Regions from separate parts of the Homo sapiens genome. Here all the other regions are linked to region 1. The links are chromatin contacts, found by Hi-C or POLR2A ChIA-PET in ENCODE. All regions are on one chromosome and are shown on one strand. The core of a region is the stretch at or near the end of the contact, and the rest is flanking DNA. Distances in the headings are between cores, read along the strand shown. Region 1 holds the start of TMEM242 (transmembrane protein 242). Region 2 has its middle 89 kb from the start of ARID1B. Region 3 overlaps SNX9 (sorting nexin 9). Region 4 holds the start of GTF2H5 (general transcription factor IIH subunit 5). Region 5 holds the start of ARID1B (AT-rich interaction domain 1B).

The links. Hi-C counts contacts between places; a loop is a spot of excess contacts on that map. ChIA-PET counts read pairs that join two places held with the same protein, here RNA polymerase II (POLR2A). Pooled maps may share reads with other maps.
Region 2: a loop to region 1 is called in a map of CD4-positive, alpha-beta T cell, with 17 times the contacts of the local background. The contact joins the enhancer-like site here to the promoter of TMEM242 in region 1. A Hi-C loop is called at or near these places in 3 of 168 maps with a recorded cell type or tissue (CD4-positive, alpha-beta T cell, CD4-positive, alpha-beta memory T cell and naive thymus-derived CD4-positive, alpha-beta T cell) and 10 of 50 pooled maps. POLR2A ChIA-PET finds 5 or more read pairs at or near these places in 1 of 52 experiments (CD8-positive, alpha-beta memory T cell).
Region 3: a pooled map shows a loop between it and region 1 (2.2-fold over the local background). The contact joins the enhancer-like site here to the promoter of TMEM242 in region 1. A Hi-C loop is called at or near these places in 2 of 50 pooled maps. POLR2A ChIA-PET finds 5 or more read pairs at or near these places in 5 of 52 experiments (HepG2, MCF 10A, Panc1 and 2 more).
Region 4: a loop to region 1 is called in a map of CD14-positive monocyte, with 7 times the contacts of the local background. The contact joins the promoter of GTF2H5 here to the promoter of TMEM242 in region 1. A Hi-C loop is called at or near these places in 3 of 168 maps with a recorded cell type or tissue (CD14-positive monocyte, CD8-positive, alpha-beta T cell and naive thymus-derived CD4-positive, alpha-beta T cell) and 8 of 50 pooled maps.
Region 5: a map of naive thymus-derived CD4-positive, alpha-beta T cell shows a loop between it and region 1 (28-fold over the local background). The contact joins the promoter of ARID1B here to the promoter of TMEM242 in region 1. A Hi-C loop is called at or near these places in 1 of 168 maps with a recorded cell type or tissue (naive thymus-derived CD4-positive, alpha-beta T cell) and 8 of 50 pooled maps. POLR2A ChIA-PET finds 5 or more read pairs at or near these places in 1 of 52 experiments (activated CD4-positive, alpha-beta T cell).

The regions. Positions count from the first base shown.
Region 1 is chr6:157,322,108-157,324,807 of GRCh38, forward strand. It overlaps TMEM242 (transmembrane protein 242), which reads right to left and starts at 1,412. Exons shown (of 4, transcript NM_018452.6): 1 at 1,305-1,412; 2 at 598-698. The coding sequence starts at 1,392. TMEM242-DT (TMEM242 divergent transcript) reads left to right here and starts at 1,527. Exons shown (of 1, transcript NR_187268.1): 1 at 1,527-2,370. RefSeq lists enhancers at 1,175-1,514, 1,695-2,124.
Region 2 is chr6:156,687,363-156,690,084 of GRCh38, forward strand. No RefSeq gene overlaps it. Among named protein-coding and RNA genes, the nearest start is that of ARID1B, 89 kb to the right of the region's middle. RefSeq lists an enhancer at 1-500 and a silencer at 1-163. Within about 2 kb of position 1,454, at least 8 of the 41 ENCODE cell types and tissues checked have a DNase peak (open chromatin) inside an H3K27ac peak, as active enhancers do.
Region 3 is chr6:157,845,111-157,847,810 of GRCh38, forward strand. All of the region lies in intron 1 of SNX9 (sorting nexin 9), which reads left to right. Among named protein-coding and RNA genes, the nearest start is that of SNX9, 23 kb to the left of the region's middle. RefSeq lists an enhancer at 1,146-1,235. Within about 2 kb of position 1,286, at least 2 of the 41 ENCODE cell types and tissues checked have a DNase peak (open chromatin) inside an H3K27ac peak, as active enhancers do.
Region 4 is chr6:158,166,930-158,169,629 of GRCh38, forward strand. It overlaps GTF2H5 (general transcription factor IIH subunit 5), which reads left to right and starts at 1,421. Exons shown (of 3, transcript NM_207118.3): 1 at 1,421-1,466. SERAC1 (serine active site containing 1) reads right to left here and starts at 1,333. Exons shown (of 17, transcript NM_032861.4): 1 at 1,211-1,333. RefSeq lists silencers at 1,131-1,200, 1,241-1,420.
Region 5 is chr6:156,776,086-156,778,785 of GRCh38, forward strand. ARID1B (AT-rich interaction domain 1B) reads left to right here and starts at 1,293. Exons shown (of 20, transcript NM_001374828.1): 1 at 1,293-2,700. The coding sequence starts at 1,596. It overlaps LOC115308161 (a long non-coding RNA gene), which reads right to left and starts at 2,433. Exons shown (of 2, transcript NR_163974.1): 1 at 2,161-2,433; 2 at 275-1,346. RefSeq lists silencers at 1,017-1,366, 1,387-1,626, 1,777-1,926, 1,997-2,066, 2,317-2,546 and an enhancer at 2,510-2,700.

The sequences.
Region 1 (2,700 bases), core at 162-2,661:
ATTACACAGTTATTTGTGTGAATATTTATTTATTTATTTTTGAGACAGAGTCTCGCTCTGTCACCCAGGTTGAAGTGCAGTGGTGTTATCTGGGCTCACTACAACCTCAGCCTCCTGGGTTCAAGTGATTCTCCTGCCTCAGCCTCCCGAGTAGCTAGGACTACAGGAGTGCCACACCACACCTGGCTCATTTTTGTATTTTTAGTAGAGATGGGTTTTCGCCATGTTGGCCAGGCTGGTCTCAAACTCCTGACCTCAGGTGATCTGCCCCTCTCGGCTTCCCAAAGTGCTGGGATTACAGGCATGAACCACGATGCCTGGCCCAAATTTAGATTCAAAGTCATGTTGTGAATAGGAAATGTACCAGATAAGCTTTCAAAGTCTTGTTCCGCTAAAATTTAAGAAAGCACATAAGTACATCCTTCTAAATGAAAATAAAGACTTGGTTAATTTGTACATTTCTAGAATCCATGAGCGTATATAAATTCACATCTTAAAGCAATGTGAAAGACCATCAATATTTTATTTTTTCTACGCAAAAGCTGCCATATATTGTAAACAATAACAATGCTATGAATGGATTTCAGTGTCACCAACCTTATTGAACCATTCAGGGCTTTTCTTTTTAGCCAATGATAATGTTGTAATAAATCCAGCTAGCATTCCCGCTGCAGCAACGGTACCAAGGAAAATTCCACCTGCCAAGAGTTTCGGGGAGGAGGGGGGATATTAAAAAAAATTAAATAAAAAGAGGTTAAAAAGATGTACAAAAGTAAGTTTAAGATACTATTCGAGTTACAATCAAAATCACTTTTGAAATTCAAGAAACCATGGCTAAGCAGCTCTTGCTAACAGTAAATGACAGCGGCTGAGAAACACGCGTGACCGCACGACCTCTGGTTCCTTGGGTCATTCCGAATTATTATTCCCGAGCGCAGAGAAAAGGTTCAGCTTCCCTTCCCCTCTCCCCTGGGACCACAGCGTGAAGTTTCTCACGGGGAGGAGAAGAGACGATGGCAATCAGAAAAGGCAAGGCTCTAGAACAATTGCAGAGGTGACGGGGAAATATGGCACGCCCGGGAGAATAGCTCGCGGGATCTGCCCCCCGCCCCGCCCAAGGGGAGACTCCACCCAGTAAGCGACCTACCCTCCCTGGGCCGCCAGACTCCGCGGGCTAAACTCAGGGGCAAGCACAAGCTAAGGGCTCTCAGAGCGGGATGTGTGTGGGAATGCCCGCTCCAGAGCAAGCCAGGGTCCGGGGTTAACTCACCCCGACGCCCGCACCTCACCACAGCACATCTTACCTTTAACCAGGAAAAGCCGGTCATTCGTGGACCCCGGAGCCTCCAGCCCAGAGGCCGGCTGCCCAGTTGCAGCGCCCGCTGTCTCCATGTTTAGGTCGCCTCTAGTGCGTCCGTCCCCAACTGGGCCCGGGTGGAAGCGAGAACCAGGCGGAGGAGAAAGGTTCCGCTACCGCCTCCTCCTGTGCAATCTGAAGAAGGGTCCGGAGTGCGGCCGCTGTCCCCAAACCCTCCTCCCGCGCCGGGGCCGGGAAGACGTGCTGTGCCCAGCCCCAGGGGCGATGCCCTCCAAGGCCGTCTCTTAGGGAGGATCTTTTGATTTCTCCAAGGAGATCATTGCTGGACTTAAGTGATTACTTTGGCTGTTTGAAAGAACGCTCAGCCCCGACTGTAGGAGGCAGTGAGGGTCGCAGATTGCGCCAAGATTCCAGGCCCCGCCTGTGAGACCCTGGAGCTCATTTTCCTGATCAAGCTTACATTGTGTCCAACGATTTGGCCAGCGCTAACACTCCACGATTCTAAAACGCAAGCCTAGGTCTTCTGTCTGTACTTTTCTAGGTAACTTCCCAACAGTGTTGAGGAATAAGTGACAGGCTTTCTCCCTGGAGGAGAGCCAGCCACCCGGTTCTGCGGTGACGGGTACCTCCGCCGCGGTGTGAGTGCTCGGCCTCCGTCGGGAAGTGGAACACTCACAGGATGACCGAATGAAAGTACCACCCCCGAAAGGAGAGCGACGCCCGCTGGAAGCGCTTGCAGAGCTGCCGGCAACGTTGACCGCTAGCAAGCTTGGTCTTCCGCTGGGAGGCTGGTTTGCCCATTCTGTAAATGGCCGTGGAGAGGAGGAGGCTAGTGGTGATAGAAAATCTTTTCAGCCTCTCAGAGAACAATGACATCTTGTAAAATAAGGCGGTCTCTCTGCTATTTGTCCTGCCCCCCATCACCGGAGGGCATGAGTTTCCTGAGGATGGAGATGGGACTCTATGTTCAGTTTATATCCCCCAGCTTTCAGATATTAACTGGTTACCAACATCAAATGCATGTTGGATGAATGAGTAAATGAATGCATCCATTTTTGCGTCAGTGAAGTGCAGTTAATAGCTCAAACCTGGGCTCGGGTCCTAAACCGCTTCTCAGGTGTGTGAACTTGGGGTAACTTAGCCCCTCTATAGCTCAGTTTCCTCACCTGTAAAATTTAAAAACTGGTAGTAGGCCAGGCGCGGTGGTTCACGCCTGTAATCCCAGCACTTTGGGAGGCTGAGGCAGGTGGAGATCAGAAGTTCGAGATCAGCCTGGCCAACATGGTGAAACCCCGTTTCTACTAAAAATACAAAAATTAGCGGAGTCTAATGATGCGGGACTGTAATCCCAGCTACTCGGGAGGCTGAGGCAGGAGAATGGC
Region 2 (2,722 bases), core at 204-2,703, 630 kb before region 1:
GCGCGGCGGCGCGAGGGTTCCGGCCGCGCGGAGTCGGGGCGCAGGGAGCCTCAGACGCCGCGGGCGCGCGTGCGCGGTGCGGCCCCCACGCCCCGGCCGCGGCGGCCTCGGCGGCGCCAGCCTCCGGCTCGGCGAGCGCGGCGGCGGGCGGGCCGCAAAACCTGGGCCGGAGCCGGGCGCGGAGCGGGCGGCGCCGCGGAGTTTGGGCGGCAGCGCGGCCCGGCGAGGAGCTGGAGAAGCCGGCGGCAGGGGGACGCGCACGCCGAAGAAAAGCCCCTCTCCCGCGTCCCTCACTCGCTCCTGGAGGCCGAAGAGCGGGGCTCGCGATGCCGGTGCAAGATTCCCAATCAGGCCTGGGAGGAAATGGATGCAATTAGGGCACACCCCCGTCCCGCAGTTGCCAGGAGCCTGAAGATCTATGACCGACTTAAGCCATTTCTGGAAAAGTCATATTTTCCAGGCTTTCGTGAAATACTCATTGCTCCTATTCTAAATCTGGAGGCGAATGTGCATCTATTTCAGGGGGAATGAAAGATGTGAAAAGTAGACTGGGCTCCGGGAAATGTGGGTAATGGGACTGGACCTGCGCCTGGGGTCCGCCCACCCGTCATCTCCCGGGAGCCCCCCGACGTGTGCCATTAAGCATAAGGCGCGTTAAGCGCTGCCACAAAGTCCCGAAAAGGCGAATTAAAAAGGATCACTTCTCCCTCAGGATCTTGATTTTTACTAAGGGAAAACGTGCGTTAAAGAAAAGCCAGCGAGCGCTGGCGTGGCCCTGTCATTATCTTGGCGTCTCTGCTGACCTCCATTTCAGCCTGGACTACACTGGGTTCCAGTTCTGTTTTCCTATTTCCCCGGACTCCTAGAGGGTGGATACCAAGGCTGATTGTTGTCTGTTCTGCCCCAGCCCTCCAGGGTACACCATAGGTGCTCAGTAGATGACTCCTGAGTATATATTGGAGGTGATAGTAAAATGCTACCAAGCACAGAGGAAAGAACAGTTAAAGGGTCAGACGGTGCTTTGTGAAAGGCCAGGCATTTGAGCTGGATTCTGAAGACCAACTCTAGATGACAGTAAAGGCCACTCCAGGTTGAGGGAACAACATGAGCAAAGCAGGGAACCTACAATGAGTAGGAAAGTGATGAATCTGCATAGGGGGTTACTCAGGGGGCATAGAAAAGGAAGCCAGGAAGCCACTGAATACCTTGCCACACAGGTAACAGCCAGGAAAAGCACAAAACATGCTGTTCAGTGGTTCTGGAATATGGGCATGCAAATATATAATAAAATAAGCAATGTGGATATACAAAAACAAAAGTAAAAAGAAAAACAGGACAGTTTATTGGGGAATTTCAGAAAAAGTACATGAAACAAAAAAGAAATGTCAAGGAAAATCCCTGGCCTGAAACTCCCAGAACAAAACATTTAATACCATTTGTGGGGGCTCTTTATGAAAGAGGGAGAAAGAAAAGAGGTAACAAAGAGGAACTAGTGTTTTGATTAAAGATCTTTGACCATAACAATGCGAAAGCATAAGGTCTCTTATCATAAGAGACCTGTGTCTTATCCTGTATCATAAGACACAGGAGATTTTAGACATCACTGTTAAGAAAGAGCTGGAACTCAGAATTAACAAGAGAAGAGGGAGAGATTAAACAGAAGATAAATGTGGATCATCAAGGAATTTTAAATTGTAGCACAGTCACTCAATAGAGTATTATGCAGTCATTAAAACTGCAGTGTATTTATTGGAAGGATGTTCACAACCTATTGTTATGTGAAGAAACAAGTTACAGATGAGCAGATCTGGAGGGACATACTTAAAATGTTAGCAGCGGCTCTCTCTTGATGTTTTGATTGTTAGTGATTTTTCGCTTTCTCCTTCATGCCTGTATTACCTGAATTTTTACAATGAGCAATTAATAAAACAATAAATGAACACAAGATTAAGCAAAGTTTTAATCTTGTGAAAATGTATGTGAGTTTTCTGTTGTGAAACTGAAATGATGTCTGTGGCATTGGAAATCCTCAAGGCAAAGAAGGAAAGAAGAGAGCCTCCCGAGTCATACTAATCAGAGGCCTGCACACGTGCTATTTGGTACTCTCTGTACCATCTGGCTCAAGCTACTTCAAGACCTGTCTGGGCCTCAGCAACCTGATCTCGAAATGAAGGGAATATTAGCATCTACCTAACAAGTGGCTATGAAGACCAGAAATGATATCTGTAAAACGCTTAGTGCTCAGACCCCACGAGGCGCCCAGGGCTCCGTGAGTGGAAGCTCTCATAGGAGCAAAGAGCATAGGCTTTAGAAAATGCCTTTCTTCTGGGATCCTTCCTTTACCACTGTGGTGGTCATTAGAGCTGTCTGCAAAAATTCCTCCTCTCCCTTTGAGATAATAAGAGTGTACTTCCTTGGCCCTCTGAAGTTACAGGTACCATGTGACAGCCTCTGGCCAACAAAATAAACAGAAGTAACATGTGCCAGCATTGAGCACTTTGCGGTCTTCTCCTTTTCCACTTGCATGACAACCAGCAGTGTCCTGGTAGTGTCTGCCGAGGTCCTAGATTGAGGAAGAAGCCTCCAGAGACCTTGGTAGACATTTAGCAGGAGGGAGGAATAAATCTTTGATATTGTAAGCCACTAAGATTTGGGAGCTCTTTGTTATCAAAGCTCAGTTTAAGTCACCCTGACTGACACAGCTACTTACTAGTTTCGTGAC
Region 3 (2,700 bases), core at 36-2,535, 520 kb after region 1:
TTTTTTTTTTTTTTTAAGACGGAGTTCCGCTCTTGTCGCCCAGGCTGGAGTGCAATGGTATGACCTCAGCTCACTGCAACCTCCACCTCCTGGGTAGAAGCGATTCTCCTGCCTCAGCTTTCCGAATAGCTGGGCTTACAGGCACCCGCTACCATGCCCAGCTAATTTTTTTTGTATTTTAGTAGAGACGGCGTTTCACCATGTTGGCCATGCTGTTCTCAAACTCCTGACCTCAGGTGGTCTGCCTGCCTTGGCCTCCCAAAGTGCTGGGATTACAGGTGCGAGCCACCGTGCCCGGCCCCATTTGTCTTAACTGTTGTCTCACTTACACTTATTTTGACAGTAAACTTTTTAGCCATCTACTTACATTTCTTGGAAACAATTACTCTTTTTTGAACTCATGTTTCATTAGCTATGTAATAATTCAGTTGCATAGCTATAGTAACTTACTGTAATCACAACTGGTTCATGGTAAGTATATGATTCAGATGGTGGGGTCAGAATTTCCTGTGTATACTAGAGAGTATCCTGCAAAATGCAGGAGTTCAACATGCCACATATTTTATACAAAGCATAGACGGCATTGGTGAATCTGGTAAATTGATTGTGTAGCATACAGGCTGTGTGATACTCTCCCATTAGTCATAGTTTTGAGATTTATGGCTGGTTCCTGTGGTTGCTTAGGTTGGAGTATGGTTCTTGTGAACTGAATATTGGACTTTGAAAAGAATTGATAGTAGATGCTGAATTTGGTATTGTTTTGTTCTTTACTCTTATAACTTGATTGACTCCCTTAATAAATCAGTATCCTAGTGCCATATCATAATTTACAAAATGATCAGAGGTGCTTTTGTAACACTTTCAGTGTTATTGATTTGCAAGAAGGATCAGCTGGAAGGCACAAAGGATCCTGGCAAAATTCTGGTGAGAGGCGCCCGTCCTGCTGTGCAGGTGTCTCTTACGGCCCTCCTGATGAGATTGTCTTCGGCTTCTCTGCCTTCGCATCTGATGCATCCCTCACTTGGTCACCTTTTCCCCTCTGTCAGCTGCTGTTAGGCAAAATCTCTTCCTTTGTCCAAGTATGATTCATTCTTCCATTTTTATGTAATAAACTTTAAGTTAGCTCTTCAAATTTTATTTTATTTTTCCAACTTAACTCTCTTTGGCAGTCTTATTTTACCATATCCTTAAGCCTACATTTGTGCTGCATTAAAAGCCAGCTGTAGTTCTGTGGTGAGGTTTATGTTAGCTCTGTGAATCTAGAAAAGAAATTGCCCTGAAGAGGAACTGCTGATAAAAATAAATCGTAGTTAAGAATACTGGCCTCAGGCCAAGTATGGCTTAAAGCAGAGACCCATATTCCTCATGTAACCTAGTTGTATATGTATTTATGTCGATGACCTTAAGGGGAAGTATCATTTTGAGTAGCTTAAAGATCAGTATGTTTCACTTTAGTAATGTTCTTTACATACTTTGATATAAAGTATTTAAATTCTTTAAAAAGGCCCAGAGACTTGCAGATCATCTAGGCTGACCCTGTCATTTTTCATGTGTGAAAGCTGAGAGCTGGGAAATAAGTATTCAGTGTCTTTCACCTTACACAATAATTCATGGTTATGATGGTGACCTTGAGTCATAAGAAAAGGTTCTTCTTGGCGGAGTGTGGTGGCTCACACCTGTAATCCCAGCACTTTGGGAGGCCAAGGCAGGCGGATCACTTGAGGCCAGGAGTTTGAGACCAGCCTAGCCAACGTGGCGAAACCTCATCTCAACTAAAAATACAAAAATTTGCTGGGCATGGTGACGTGTGCCTGCAGTCCCAGCTACTTGGGAGGCTGAGGGATGAGAATCACTTGAACCTGGGAAGTGGAGAAGTGAGCCCAGGTAGCACTACTACACACCAGCCTGGGCAACAGAGCAAGGCTCCATCTCAAAAAAAAGATTATTCTTAATTATACTTTCAGAGTAAGCTTTTTATGAAACTAGGAGAGTCTGCAGGTTTTTGTTTTTGAGACAGGGTCTGGCTCTGTCTCCCAAGCTAGAATGCAGTAGCATGATACCAGCTCACTGCAGCTTCCACCTCTTGGGCTCAGGTGATCCTCCTACCTCAGCCTCCAAGTTAGCTGAGACCACAGGTGTGCACCACACTGCTTGGCTAATTTTTGTATTTTTGGTAGAGATGGGGTTTTGCCATGTTGCCCAGACTGGTCTTGAACTCCTGAGCTCAAGCGATCTGCCCACCTCCACCTCCCAAAATGCTAGAATCACAGTTGTGAGCCACTGCGCCCAGCCTTGTAGTACTTATTTTAAAAAGACCAAGAAAAATGATGAGGCTAAAGTTTTCCTGATGGTGTAGATCTTTGGAAAAGCTGAATAACCCAAATGCTATATATTCTATAGGAGTTTTCTTTCTGAAAAATATATATTTTTAAATTTCATCCATTTCGATTGTTGAGTTTTTGGGACTAAAGTGGCAAGCAGGAATGTGGGGAGGCCTTGCTGGGAAGGAGCCAGGCTATGTATATCTGTGCTGATGGATTAATAATTTCCACGTGGGCCCAGGAAGGAGGGAGGAAGCTTCATCATAGGTTACACGTCGTCTATTCTGGTTTTAGTAGTGCTAAAATCCTGTAACATATTTTTCAGTATATTTTACTTGTCGGTTGTGTAAATACTCCTTTTCATCTCTGAATGCTAATT
Region 4 (2,700 bases), core at 171-2,670, 840 kb after region 1:
CCCACCAAAATTAGTTACCTGTTCACCATTGTATCCCAAGCGTCTAGAATAATAGCTGACACACATCAAGTGCACAAAAATGGAACTGATGAGATCAAGGAAGAGAATGTATGCAAGATGAAAAAAAGCAAATAAAAGATACTTGGGAAGAAGAAGACTTGGAGGCAATTTTTTTATTTTAAAGAGAGTGCAACAATATGGAAATCACCAGTTGGAAAAGATTTGAGGGATAGAAAGAGGGAACTAAATGGAAGAGCTGGGTTCCTTAGCGATCACATGAACACACACGATGTTAAAAAAAAAAAAAAAAAAAAAAAGGCAGCATGAGGTCGGGCGCGGTGGCTCACACCTGTAATCGCAGCACTCTGGGAGGCCGAGGCGGGGGATCACCTGATGTCAGGAATTCCAGACCAGCCTGGCCAACATGGACAAACCCCGTGTCTACTAAAAATACGAAAATCAGCCGGGCGTGGTAGCGCACGCCTGTAATCCCAGTTACTAGGGAGAATGAGGCAGGATAATTGCTTGAACCCAGGAGACGGAGGTTGCAGTGAGCCCAGATCGCGCCACTGCACTCCAGCCTGGCAGACAGACCGAGACTCCATCTCAAAAAAAAAAAAAAAAAAGGCAGCATGAGCTTAATGCGGGAAGTACAATTTAACCTAAGGAACAGAAAACAAGAATCTCATATCTCAACTAGTAAAAATAATGACAGTGTTCCTTTAGACTTACAGAACAGACTTGGGGAAAGGGAGTAACTTTAGAACCTTCTGGGGTCTTTCACTTTAAAATGACCGTTGCCGAGTTTAGAGCTCTCTCAGCATTCAATCTATTCCATCTCTGGGGTTAGAGAGGGAGCAGGAAGCGGTGGTCTGCAAGGCTCAGAAGTGACTGGTGAGGCCCTTTCCTCCTCCTCCTCATCTCTCCGTGACTACCGAGCCCGGGAAGACGGACCGGCAGGTGCACTCCCCAAGGCCTCGACAGCAGCCAGAGAAAGGCAGCGACAGGGAAAGACGAGTCAGGCTCGCGACCACCAGAGAGAGAGGCCCTCACGCCCAGCCGAGCGTCAGCTGGTCGGTCCGGTCCGCGCGCCAGACGGCGGTGCTCGGCCGTGCCCGGTCCCTGCCCTCCCCATTCTCCGCTCCCCACCGCGCCCAGCTGCGCCGACGCCCCCGTCCGCCCCCACACCACCCCTGCCTTCACGTCCTACCTGCCGGCAGGCGGACTCAGCCCGTGCCCAACTGCTCGTCGGACCCCGTTGTCTGGGGAGCCCTACTCTTTCCGCGGCTCCCGGCCGGGACCCTCCACCCGGCGGCTGGCGGCTCGTGACCCCGCCCCCTCGGCCCGCTCTGGGCCCGCCTCCCGCCGGCTGGCTCCACCCACAATAGCGTCCCTAGCGCGATGGCGTATCGGCGCAGGCGCACTCTGCCGGCAACGCCGAGGCGCTTCTGCATCTGTGGGCCGAGGTGTGTGGCGAGCGTCCGAGCGGCTGGGGAAAGTGGGGTGTGGGAACACTGAGGGGTCCCAAAGAAAGGGGAGAGGAAGAGAAAAGCCCCAGAAGCCTGTCCACCGGGTGCTGGGGGCACAGGGCGGTGTCCCCCACTCTCTCCGGGCCCTTCCTGGCGGGGCCGCACGGCAGTCCCCCCCTCGTTTAATCGTGGGTTTCCTGTGGGGCTAGGGCTCGCCCTGCGCCCAGGTGTAAGTGGAAGTTAATTAAATGGGCGTACGCTGAGTGGTTTGTTTCCAGCCTAGGTCCGCACGGGACGTGATTTATTTAGTGAAGGGGCACAAGATCTGGAGATCTGGCTTGTACTTTTTTCCTTTGGCCAGGAACTACGGCTTAATCTCTTCCTTTGGTCTCCTCATATGTAAAATGAGGTGGCTGAGGCCGGGCGCGGTGGCTCACGCCTGCAATCCCAGCACATTGGGAGGCCGAGGCGGGCAAATCACTTGAGGCCAGGAGTTCGAGACCAGCCTGGCCAACATGGTGAAACCCCGTCTCCACTAAAAATACAATAAATTGGCCTGGCGCGGTGGCTCACACCTGTTGTCCCAGCACTTTGGGAGGCCGAGGTAGGTGGATCATTTGAGATCAGGAGTTCGAGACCAGCCTGGCCAACATGGTGAAACCCTGCCTCTACTAAAAATACAAAATTTGGCCTGGCGTGGTGGCGGGCGCCTGTAGTCCCCGCTGCTTGGGAGGCTGAGGCAGGAGAATCGCTTGAGCCCGGGAGGCAGAGGTTGCAGTGAGCCGACATCACGACACTGCGCTCCAGCCTGGGCGACAGAGTGAGACTCTGTCTCGAAGTGTATATATACATATATATATATTATATATGTATTTTATATATAATATATATTTATTTTATATATAATATATAATATGTATATTATGTATATTATATATAATACGTATATTATATATAATACATATATATAATATGTATATTATATATTATATATAATATTATATTGTATATTATATATTATATATAATATATTGTATATTATATATATTATATATTATATATATTATATTGTATATTATATATAATATATTGTATATTATATAATATATTGTATATTATATATAATATACAGTATATTATATATAATATACTGTATATTATATATAATATATTGTATATTATATATAATATATTGTATATTACATATATTGTATATTACATATAATATATT
Region 5 (2,700 bases), core at 43-2,542, 550 kb before region 1:
AAGAATGAAATAATTTTGGAAAACTATACTCTACCAAAACCGTAAGTATTGTTTCTGCCAGGTTTTAAATGCTTTCTCTCAATGAAAACTGAGTCCACACTAGTACAAGTGGGTCATTGCCTAAGGTTAAGAAGTCTTGCTTTTTAAAATGTTACTAGGGGACAATGCACATATTGAAAACATTAATAACAATGCAAATATTAAAAACATTATAAAATGTTAATAGACACCAATTTTTAAGAGAACAAAGTATGGAACATTTCTACATTAGGACTAGAGTTGACTGTTTTATATTATTATTGAAGTTATATTTATTAAATATAATGTCTATAATATTTTAGTTTCGTTCCACATCTCTTTGAAATGAATGTATATCGAGAGGGTTAACTGTGCACACGAAGCTCTGAAACATGATGAAAGGTGTCATATAGATTTATGAAGATACGAGCTAACCCATAGCTGTCGCTGTTCTGGCACCAAGAGTTAAATGTTCATGTGAAAGTTGGCGCAGAAAACACCACTGTACATACTCCACAGAGGACATCCAAGTGCATGTAAGAAAAATGCTCCTTTGGGAATACGTGGACATATTCCTTTGGAAATACACTGACAAACCTACATACGTGTTTAAGGTGCCTTCAAAAAGAGTTATGTAAACATTCTCTTTGGGGCGGGTGCAGTCAGTCATAAGCATTTATTGAGTACCTACTGGGTACAGGCCATAGGGCTCTCTGACCGGGGCTAACCTTCATTTCAAATCTTTCCTAATTTTGCAGTTGGAAGAAGTTGTGGGAATTACGCCGATGGCCCGAAATCAAGGCAGAGGCGAACGTTCTGAAAATTACATAACTCCTGGGAGAGACCGTGCTTTTGCAGATTGCCTAAATATTTTCTTTCTCCGTCGGCTCCTTGTAACCTCTGAGGCCAATAGACAACTTTGTTTCCCAGCCCTTCTCCCTCTTTTGTCTGCTCGTCAGACTCGTTTTCCACCTTTGTATCGTTCCTTTTAGACGTGAAAACAAACATGCGAACGCCCGGTTGGCAAGGAGACAGCGGCCCGGGGGGAAAGTGCAGGTTCCGGCCGCCCCACGCCGCCGCGCTCCGAGCGGCCGCCGAGCCGCCCCGGCCCCGGCCCCGGCCCCAGCCTTAGCCCAAGCCCGGCTGGGTCCCGCGAGGCTGCGCCGGGGCGGGCGGCGGCGGCCCGGGGACGAGTCCAGTCCGCGTTTTGCGAGTGCGCGGGAGTAATGCGAGCGAAGTGGATAATAGTTGCTCGAGCTCGCCCGCTGCCTCTCAAGCCATGCTGGGCCCGATAGGCTCAGCTAGTCGTGTATTTACCCATATCCGGGCTAGAGAGGAAAAGAGAAAAGTTTCATTTAAACCTGAACTAAAAACTTTCACCATGAAAGCACACAGCAGGAGCAGGCCCAGAGCGTAAGGCGTGCCCGGCCCGGCGCTCCGGCGGGGCCTGCGGAGGGGGAGGGGGTCGCGGCTTCCCGGCGGGCCGCGTGGATGCGCACAGGAGGGGCCGCGGCCTGAAAAGTGGGGGTTATTGTCTCCCCCCGCCCCCCGCCCGGCCTCGCCACGCCGCGGCGATCATGGCCGCGCGGGCAGCAGCGGCGGCGGCGGCGGCGGCGGCGCGGGCGCGGGCGCGGGCAGGCAGCGGCGAACGGCGGGCGCCCCCCGGGCCGCGGCCGGCGCCCGGAGCCCGGGACCTGGAGGCGGGGGCGCGCGGCGCGGCGGCGGCGGCGGCGGCACCGGGACCCATGCTGGGGGGCGGCGGCGACGGCGGCGGCGGCCTGAACAGTGTGCACCACCACCCCCTGCTCCCCCGTCACGAACTCAACATGGCCCATAACGCGGGCGCCGCGGCCGCCGCCGGCACCCACAGCGCCAAGAGCGGCGGCTCCGAGGCGGCTCTCAAGGAGGGTGGAAGCGCCGCCGCGCTGTCCTCCTCCTCCTCCTCCTCCGCGGCGGCAGCGGCGGCATCCTCTTCCTCCTCGTCGGGCCCGGGCTCGGCCATGGAGACGGGGCTGCTCCCCAACCACAAACTGAAAACCGTTGGCGAAGCCCCCGCCGCGCCGCCCCACCAGCAGCACCACCACCACCACCATGCCCACCACCACCACCACCATGCCCACCACCTCCACCACCACCACGCACTACAGCAGCAGCTAAACCAGTTCCAGCAGCAGCAGCAGCAGCAGCAACAGCAGCAGCAGCAGCAGCAGCAACAGCAACATCCCATTTCCAACAACAACAGCTTGGGCGGCGCGGGCGGCGGCGCGCCTCAGCCCGGCCCCGACATGGAGCAGCCGCAACATGGAGGCGCCAAGGACAGTGCTGCGGGCGGCCAGGCCGACCCCCCGGGCCCGCCGCTGCTGAGCAAGCCGGGCGACGAGGACGACGCGCCGCCCAAGATGGGGGAGCCGGCGGGCGGCCGCTACGAGCACCCGGGCTTGGGCGCCCTGGGCACGCAGCAGCCGCCGGTCGCCGTGCCCGGGGGCGGCGGCGGCCCGGCGGCCGTCCCGGAGTTTAATAATTACTATGGCAGCGCTGCCCCTGCGAGCGGCGGCCCCGGCGGCCGCGCTGGGCCTTGCTTTGATCAACATGGCGGACAACAAAGCCCCGGGATGGGGATGATGCACTCCGCCTCCGCCGCCGCCGCCGGGGCCCCCGGCAGCATGGACCCCCTGCAGAACT